Regions from separate parts of the Homo sapiens genome. Here all the other regions are linked to region 3. Evidence: chromatin loops called from intact Hi-C (ENCODE). Cell type or tissue: mammary epithelial cell. All regions are shown on one strand.

Region 1 (2,500 bases), 81 kb before region 3:
GCAGAAAATAATTTTTATAGGGCAGAATGAATAAGGGAAAGTACTGGGTGTTTTGAAGAAATAAAGAATAATTCAGTTTCACTAGGTTGAGTGAAATTAGGCTGGAAAAGGAGTTTAGAGCCAAACAACACATCCAAAAAGAGTTTGGGGATTATTTTTTAAGCAATGGAGAGCAATGAGGATTTTCTGACCAGGGTGATATTATAGCATGATCAGAACTATGCCTTATTTTAAAAATGCAACATGAGTCAGTCCTCTTTAGGCTGCAAAAACATATCTCAAAGTAGATTTTATCTTAAGGAGGCTTATGGGGAGAACACTGGGGAAGAGCAACAGGAACCAGAAGGTTAGGGACCTTGTTATTACACACTTATTGCTGCAGAGAATGAGCATCACCCCTAACCGCCGCCCACCAAAGGGGAAAGAAGGGACTTCCCTGCCAGTTCTGGTAAAGATAGCATTGCTGGAAGCTGCACTTTGGTTGAGCAACCTTGGAATAATCCCAAGAGCCAAGGGGTGGGATACAGTGATTGGCCTGGGCCTGGCCTAGGTGTGTGTGCATGTGGGATGTCTGCTAATAGATAAAGGAGCATGGGAAATAAAAACAAAATGATTATTGGTGCAATTTGAATTTCACAACTCTGTCTTTTTACATCAAAGTCTCAAGGACAGACGATACACTCATTTACACCCCCACTAAGAGAGTAACATTTTAGTTGAATTGACATTTAATTTAGGAGTTGAAATATACACTAAAGGTTATTCATAGTTTTTAAAAAATTTGTTCCTTCTTACCACTATCAACATCAACTAAACTATTAGCTATATAATTGAAACTAGTTTCCACTATAAAAGTTTTTAGTGCTTATTTATTTACTGCAGGTCCAAGTTTATAAAACACTGTGTTATACTTACGGCATCTCTCACTTGAAGAAAAGGGAATTTCAGAGTAGCTATTTACAGGTACTTACAAGTTTCTGAAATAATCTAAGTGAAATACTGACTTCTTATTTATGAACCCAACACTCTTTTGCTCAAATGTATTAGTAGACTTAGATACATAATTGTTAAATAAAATCTCAGGCTATCTGAGAAACATACTGCTTTAACCGGTACATTTTACCAAGCATACTTCAAGTACTACCTGTGACATGTTTGAAAAGTTTAGGATCTTTTCACAAATTCCTGGATATATTGATCATGTATACATTTTTCTTTGGAAATATTCAAGCACATAAAGCTGACTCCAAATCTTTAATAGACACACTAAAACACCTATCTCAGGAATCAAAGATGCAGCATTTAAAATGCCACAAATGACGTTTCAACAAATGAGGATGAAGTACTTGGAAGACTTCCAGTCAGCTCCCTGGTGGGTGTAGCTGCTGCGTTTCACCACTAGGTGCTACTCTTCCTCCATCACATGTTGAATCTGTAGTCTCAAATGCAAAGTGGATGCAAAGTCAACCTAGTTCCTTATCTCCTGGCTCCCATTTAAACATAAAATATGATTTTATTTCCTGTATTTACTCATTATTATAATAGAGTATTTTTAGAGTGGTTGGCTAAGCACTTAACACTTAGGAAGTGAAATTTATGTCTGCTTTCTATAGTATTACCCCGTGCCGCATGTCAGAAAACTAAAGATTATCAATACCCCAGTTGCTATTATTAATAGAGATTATCAATACCCCATTTGCTATTAACCCAGTTTCTATTACCTAAGGAAGGGTCATAATCTCATTAAAAAATTATTGATATGCCCATGATTTTCCCTGAAAAGGTAGCATATTGTACATGTAAATTACATGCATCTCACATGTAATTTTACATGTGAGATAACAAATCTAAAATTCTAAATTATTAGTTATTGTTACTAATCACCCAATGGTATTATTGATACAGTGTACATCTATGAAAGAGGCAAGGTATGGGATCTTTTTATAGTCCCATGCTAAATGTTTAAGATAGATGGTAGGCAGCTGAGCGATAAAGATCCCTGTTTGTTTAACTTGCCTGGAAGCATTTCTCTATCCTCTGCTTGTGAACACATAGTAAAAAATTTTTGAAGATAAAGAGACAAACTACTTTCATATGTACATCCACTGGGCCCTTTGGAGAGGAGATTTATACATTTTCCTAAGGCATCTGACTTTCACGCACCAATTCTAAATCATTGAGACTTTTAACTAACTTTTATTTTCCCAATGGATAAAACATATGAGACAAGAAACAACTAAAAGTTAAATAAACTGATTTAAAAATCAAAAGCAGCCAGCAGACCAAATTGATGCTTAGAACACATTATTCATTCCTTTCTTCCCTTCAATTCAGCCATCCAGTTTGATTATTCAGTCACTGATATTCATCCATTTATTCATTGATCAAACTTTTCTTGAGTAAGCTCATGTATTTCAGATGCAGAAAGGAAATGAAATGGTATCTATTTTGTGGAAGCTTGAAGTTTAGAGTAAAGGGGGAGCTGGTGAGGAAGAGAGCT
Region 2 (2,500 bases), 160 kb before region 3:
AGTTTGCCCAAAAGATGCTTCGAAAGGCAAGGAGGAAGCTTATCTATGAAAAAGCGAAGCACTATCACAAGGAATATAGACAGATATACGGAACTTAAATTTGAATGGCAAGGATGGCAAGCAAAGCCGGCAACTTCTATGTACCTGCAGAACCCAAATTGGCATTTGTCATCAGGATCAGAGGTATCAGTGGTGTGAGCCCAAAGGTCCGAAAGGTGTTGCAGCTTCTTCGCCTTCGTCAAATCTTCAGTGGAAACTTTGTGAAGCTTAACAAGGTTTCAATTAACATGCTGGGGATTGTAGAACCATATATTGCAGGGGGTACCCAAATCTGAAGTCAGTAAATAAACTAATCTACAAGCGGGGTTATGGCAAAATCAATAAGAAGCGAATTGCTTTGACAGATAACGCTTTGATTGCTCGAACGCTTGGTAAATATGGCATCATCTGCACGGAAGATCTGATTCATGAGATCTATACTGTTGGAAAATGCTTCGAAGAAGCAAATAACTTCCTGTGGTCCTTCAAATTATCTTCTCCATGAGGTGGAAAGAAGAAAAAGACCACCCATTTTGTAGAAGGTGGAGATGCTGGCAACAGGGAGGACCAGATCAACAGCTTATTAGAATAATGAACTAAGGTGTCTACCATGATTATTTTTCTAAGCTGGTCAGTTAATAAACAGTACCTGCTCTCAAAAAAACAAAGAATAACTTTTCTTCAAATATCTGGTCAATGAATGATATTGTACAGAAGAAACTCAGGGAGCATCCTACCTGAAATTTTATTAACAAGTAACTTTTATTTAAAAATTATCAAATAAAATGCAAATTATCTGCATTTTTCCTATTTATTTCCTGTGATCATATAAGAAAATTAGGCAACACATATGGCGTTTTGGACTTTCTAAGAACTTGCTAAGTTTGTGAGACAAAATGTCATGAGGAGCAGCGGCATCCTAGCCAAGGCTGCCTGCTTCCACTGCCCTTAGTTACAGCCCACGCTGTATCCGGATCTCAAACTCTCCATGTTAAGTGTCCTAAGAATTTTTTTTTTGTCCTCCAGCTCCGATGAAGATGCAATGGGGTCTCTTCTTCAGTCTTCCCTGTCAAAAACATCACTTCAACTTCCAGCTTTGGAACTGAGCAGTTAAAAAAATTATTGCACACAATTAAATATTTTAAAACAATTAAAAGTATTGCATATCAATATCGACGTTCTCTTTTGAAATAAGTTGAATGGAAGTTACTTTTTAGTAGTGCGGCAAAGGATAGAATCCATTTTTCCCCTTGCTCTTTCGTTTAAAGATAATTTTCAAATAAAGTTATCTATTAATAAAAATCTAGCTTATGTCTCCCTGGCGCCCTCTCTCTTCCCTCCGAACAGAAAGGGCAGAATCTCTGCAGCCTCCGCAGGGGCCGGGATGCGCAGGTTCAGCGGACAGATCTCTCTCCCACCTGGGACCCCATCGCCAACGCGCCAGCGCTCCAGTGGGGCTATGCGCCAGAGCGGAATCCGCCGCAAGGGGGCGCGCGGGTGCAGCCGGAGGTGGGAGCGAGCGGCTCTGCACGCAGCTTCGGAGGTGCTGGGGTATGTGGGGCTGCGGGGCTAGGTCTGGGCTGCACGGCCCTGGGGGCGCCACGGGGGCGCTTTCTCTTCCCTCTGCAGCCTGCGGAGTGGCGGGGGCAACCCCTTCCTAAGCTGTTTTCCCTCTCTCGGGCTTCTAATTTTTATTTTTATTTTATTTTATTTTATTTTGTTACTTTAAGTTCCAAGATACATGTGCAGAACGTGCAGGTTTGTTACATATGTATGCATGTGCCCTGGTGGTTTGCTGCACCTATCAACCCATCATCTAGGTTTTAAGCCCCATATGCATTAGGTATTTGTCCTAATGCTCTCCGTCCCCAGGGGCTTCTAATTTTTTTTTGTTGTTGTTGTTGAGACGGAGTCTCGCTCTTGTCGCCCAGGCTGGAGTGCATTGGCACGATCTGGGCTCACTGCAACCTCCGCCTCCCGGGTTCAAGCGATTCTTCTGTCTCAGCCTCCCGAGTAGCTGGGATTACAGGCTCCTGCCACCACGCCCTGCTAATTTTTTTTTTTTTTTTTTTTTTTAAACAGGAGTTCACCATTTTGGCCAGGCTTGTCTCGAACTCCTGACCTCAAGTGATCCACCTGCCTCGGCCTCCCAAAGGGTTGGGCCGCGACTTACAGTCGTGAGTCACCGCGCCCGGCCTGGGGCTTCTCATTTTTAAAAGGTATCCAACACGCCTCCCTCCGCACACTCCGCTGGATCTCCAGCGACCCAGCCGGGCTTCAGACAAAAAACGGGCAGCAGGGATGTTCGCAGTCACAAGGACCAGACCAGCCTGCCCCTCACCTGCTACCCCTTTGCCAATAGTGTTTTGTTTTTTGGAGGGGAGGGGGAGGGAGTAAAACATATGTAACATGAACTTTACCATTTTAACCATTTTTAAGTAGTGTGTGATCGACTGGCATT
Region 3 (2,500 bases):
GCCCAGGGAGGTAGGCATTGTTAGGAGGTTAAGCAACTGCTCAGGGCACATAATGAGTACACAGCAGATCCTGAGGTTTTAAATCAAAGCCTGAGTTTCCTGAGCTCCTCTCAGCACATTCCCCACACTGCAGCAATCCATGCCCTGGGTGGTGGTAATGGAATTGATGGTTGACCTGGGAAGTTTTCAATGTGGGGCTACCCTGGGAATTTCATCTGAGACCTTATTTCTTAATCATTGCAATGCTCACCAACCTCTTCTGTGTTAATCTCAAATTGTCACCCTCTGCTCTGTGACTCCAGTTTGAAATTTCTGTTGTGTCTCATTCCAGTTTTCCACATCTACCTCCCTCCATCTCTCTGGAGTTAGTATCTCCTGAATCAGTTCCTAGCCTGGCTCAGGCCACATGAATTTCAGGCATTGTTTAGGAAAACAGAATTTGATTTGGGTGTCTCTAATGGCTTTGTCATTCCTTGTACTAATATTTAAACTTCTAAGGGTCTAATTTCAGTTATAGGAAAGTCTAACCTAGGATGGAATGACTTTGGATCATCAGCCTCATTATTGTCATCAGAAAGAATTGGTTTACTGCATTGAGCCTGGTTCTTTTCTGGGAATGGAGTATAGCAAGTTAAATAGGTATGACCCTCATCTGCATACATATTTCCATGACTAGACTTTACATTACACAAATAATTTAAAGTAGACTAAAGAAAGTATACACACAATAAAATAGTGAAACCTAAATTTTGAAAATAATAGAGCCAAGAGGTAAAGCATATTTGAGTAGACGTCCAGGTCGGAAGGAAATAGAAAATGCACATACGCTAAGTGTATCAAAGGGCTGAGATCCAGACCTTGTTGGAGAGGATATAGCTGTGGCTGACTGGATGGCAGACAAGTCCCTGTGATACTGTGCTGACAAAATTATCTAGAAATTAGCCCTCAGGAACTTGATAGTTCCTGTCCAGGGTGTTGGAGACAGCTGTTCACAAGGAGGTATCTCACCAGAGGAACTCTGCTACAAATCTGCCCAAGGGGGTTGTTGGGGGTACTGCTGGCTGCTGGGTGATGTTGGCCACTGTACCTTGTGGGAGCTGAGCCCTGGAGAAGCTGCTCCACTGCAGGTGCTGGGCTCTGGGAAGCCACATGTGTTGTGCTGTGTTGTAGGAGGAGCCTGGAGAAGCTATGAAGTCTAAAGGAGCCTGGAGGCCATGCAGCAGAACCAGGAAACTAAATACTTTCCTTCTGTGATGCTTCTCCAGAGCCCTCTACTGACAGAGTTTAACATCGTACCAGATGACAAAGGAAAAACACTTAAAGGGCCCTAGCTTCATCCATGTCCCTGCAAAGGACATGATCTTGTTCCTTTTTATGGCTGCGTAGTATTCCATGGTGTATATGTACCATATTTTCTTTATCCAGTCTATCATTGATGGGCATTTGGGTTGATTCCATCAGACAGAAGTATTAATAAGCTTTCTTCCATTGAACCATTCTCCGTATTAAAATAAAATGTTTTGTGAAAATTTGCTTTAAGAATTTTAGAATATACCCTTTCTGTAGATCATGATTAAGTTTGCATTATAAAATGGACATGTCTCAGTAACTAGCTAGTGGTTAAGAGCACTGTCTCTGAAGCTAGTCTGCCTGGGTTCAAATCCTGGGTCTGTCCCTTATTCTGTGTGCCCTCAGTTGAGTTACACAGGCTTCCTATCTGCAAAATGAGAATAATGACATTCACTTGATGGAGTAGTCATAAGGATTTATAGGTCTCAGAAGGTACCCAACACATCATCAACACTATTCAGATAAAAACCAGTGCTTCCAGATTAGTGAGAGAAGCTGAAGGGTCATATCTGTTTCTGCCAGCGTGTTTGCTTGAAGAATTAACTGCTGACTTGTTTTTCCCTGGCTCCCCTAGTAAACTACCTTGAACACAGTATGTGGAGCCTGAAATTTAAACTCAGGGTTCCTGGTGATTTGGAATCTCTAGCATAATAAAGGAAATGAAGCGAGTGGACAGATAGGCAGAAAGGAAGATGGAAATGCAGAGAGCAATAGGGTATCCTCTGTGGTTTAGTGCCTGAAGCAGAGTGGAAAGCGAGAAAGGTCCCGTGATCAAGGATGGGAAGCAAGAGCAGGAGCAGAGAGGGAAGTGGGAATCACAGACAGGTAAGGCTTGACGCCTGCCCACTCCTCCTCTGTCCTTTTTGTGGATAACACACATTGCTTACCCTAGCTGGGTGCCAGCTGATATGGTTTGGAATTGTGTCCCCACCCAAATCTCATCTTGGAGCTCCCATAATTCCCACATGTTGTGGGAGGGGCCTGGTGGGAGATAATTGAATTATGGGGGCTGGTCTTTCTTATGCTGTTATTGTGATACAAATAAGTCTCATGAGATCTGATGGTATTATAAAGGGGAGTTACCCTGCACAAGCTCTCTTTGCCTGCCACCATCCACTTAAGACGTGACTTGCTCCACCTTGCCTTCTGC

The links. A loop is a pair of places that touch in the nucleus more often than their neighbours do. Peaks named below come from ENCODE experiments on the same cell type or tissue, not always from the same donor. Only the 100,000 strongest peaks of a DNase experiment are listed, where the experiment ranks them.
Region 1: a loop joins it to region 3, with 17 times the contacts of the local background. A loop is called at or near these places in 19 of 110 quality-filtered maps.
Region 2: it touches region 3 in a loop (9-fold over the local background); 8 of 110 quality-filtered maps call a loop at or near these places.

What each region holds. Positions count from the first base shown.
Region 1 is chr13:76,902,646-76,905,145 of GRCh38, reverse strand. No RefSeq gene overlaps it. Among named protein-coding and RNA genes, the nearest start is that of KCTD12, 17 kb to the right of the region's middle. In mammary epithelial cell, a CTCF peak has its summit at 1,392 (motif pointing right); a DNase peak (open chromatin) is centred at 1,385.
Region 2 is chr13:76,979,311-76,981,810 of GRCh38, reverse strand. It overlaps the pseudogene RPL7P44. Among named protein-coding and RNA genes, the nearest start is that of CLN5, 12 kb to the left of the region's middle. In mammary epithelial cell, a CTCF peak has its summit at 1,512 (motif pointing right); no DNase peak of the experiment used is centred here; H3K4me3 peaks cover 388 bases.
Region 3 is chr13:76,821,642-76,824,141 of GRCh38, reverse strand. No RefSeq gene overlaps it. Among named protein-coding and RNA genes, the nearest start is that of KCTD12, 64 kb to the left of the region's middle. In mammary epithelial cell, a CTCF peak has its summit at 1,265 (motif pointing left); no DNase peak of the experiment used is centred here.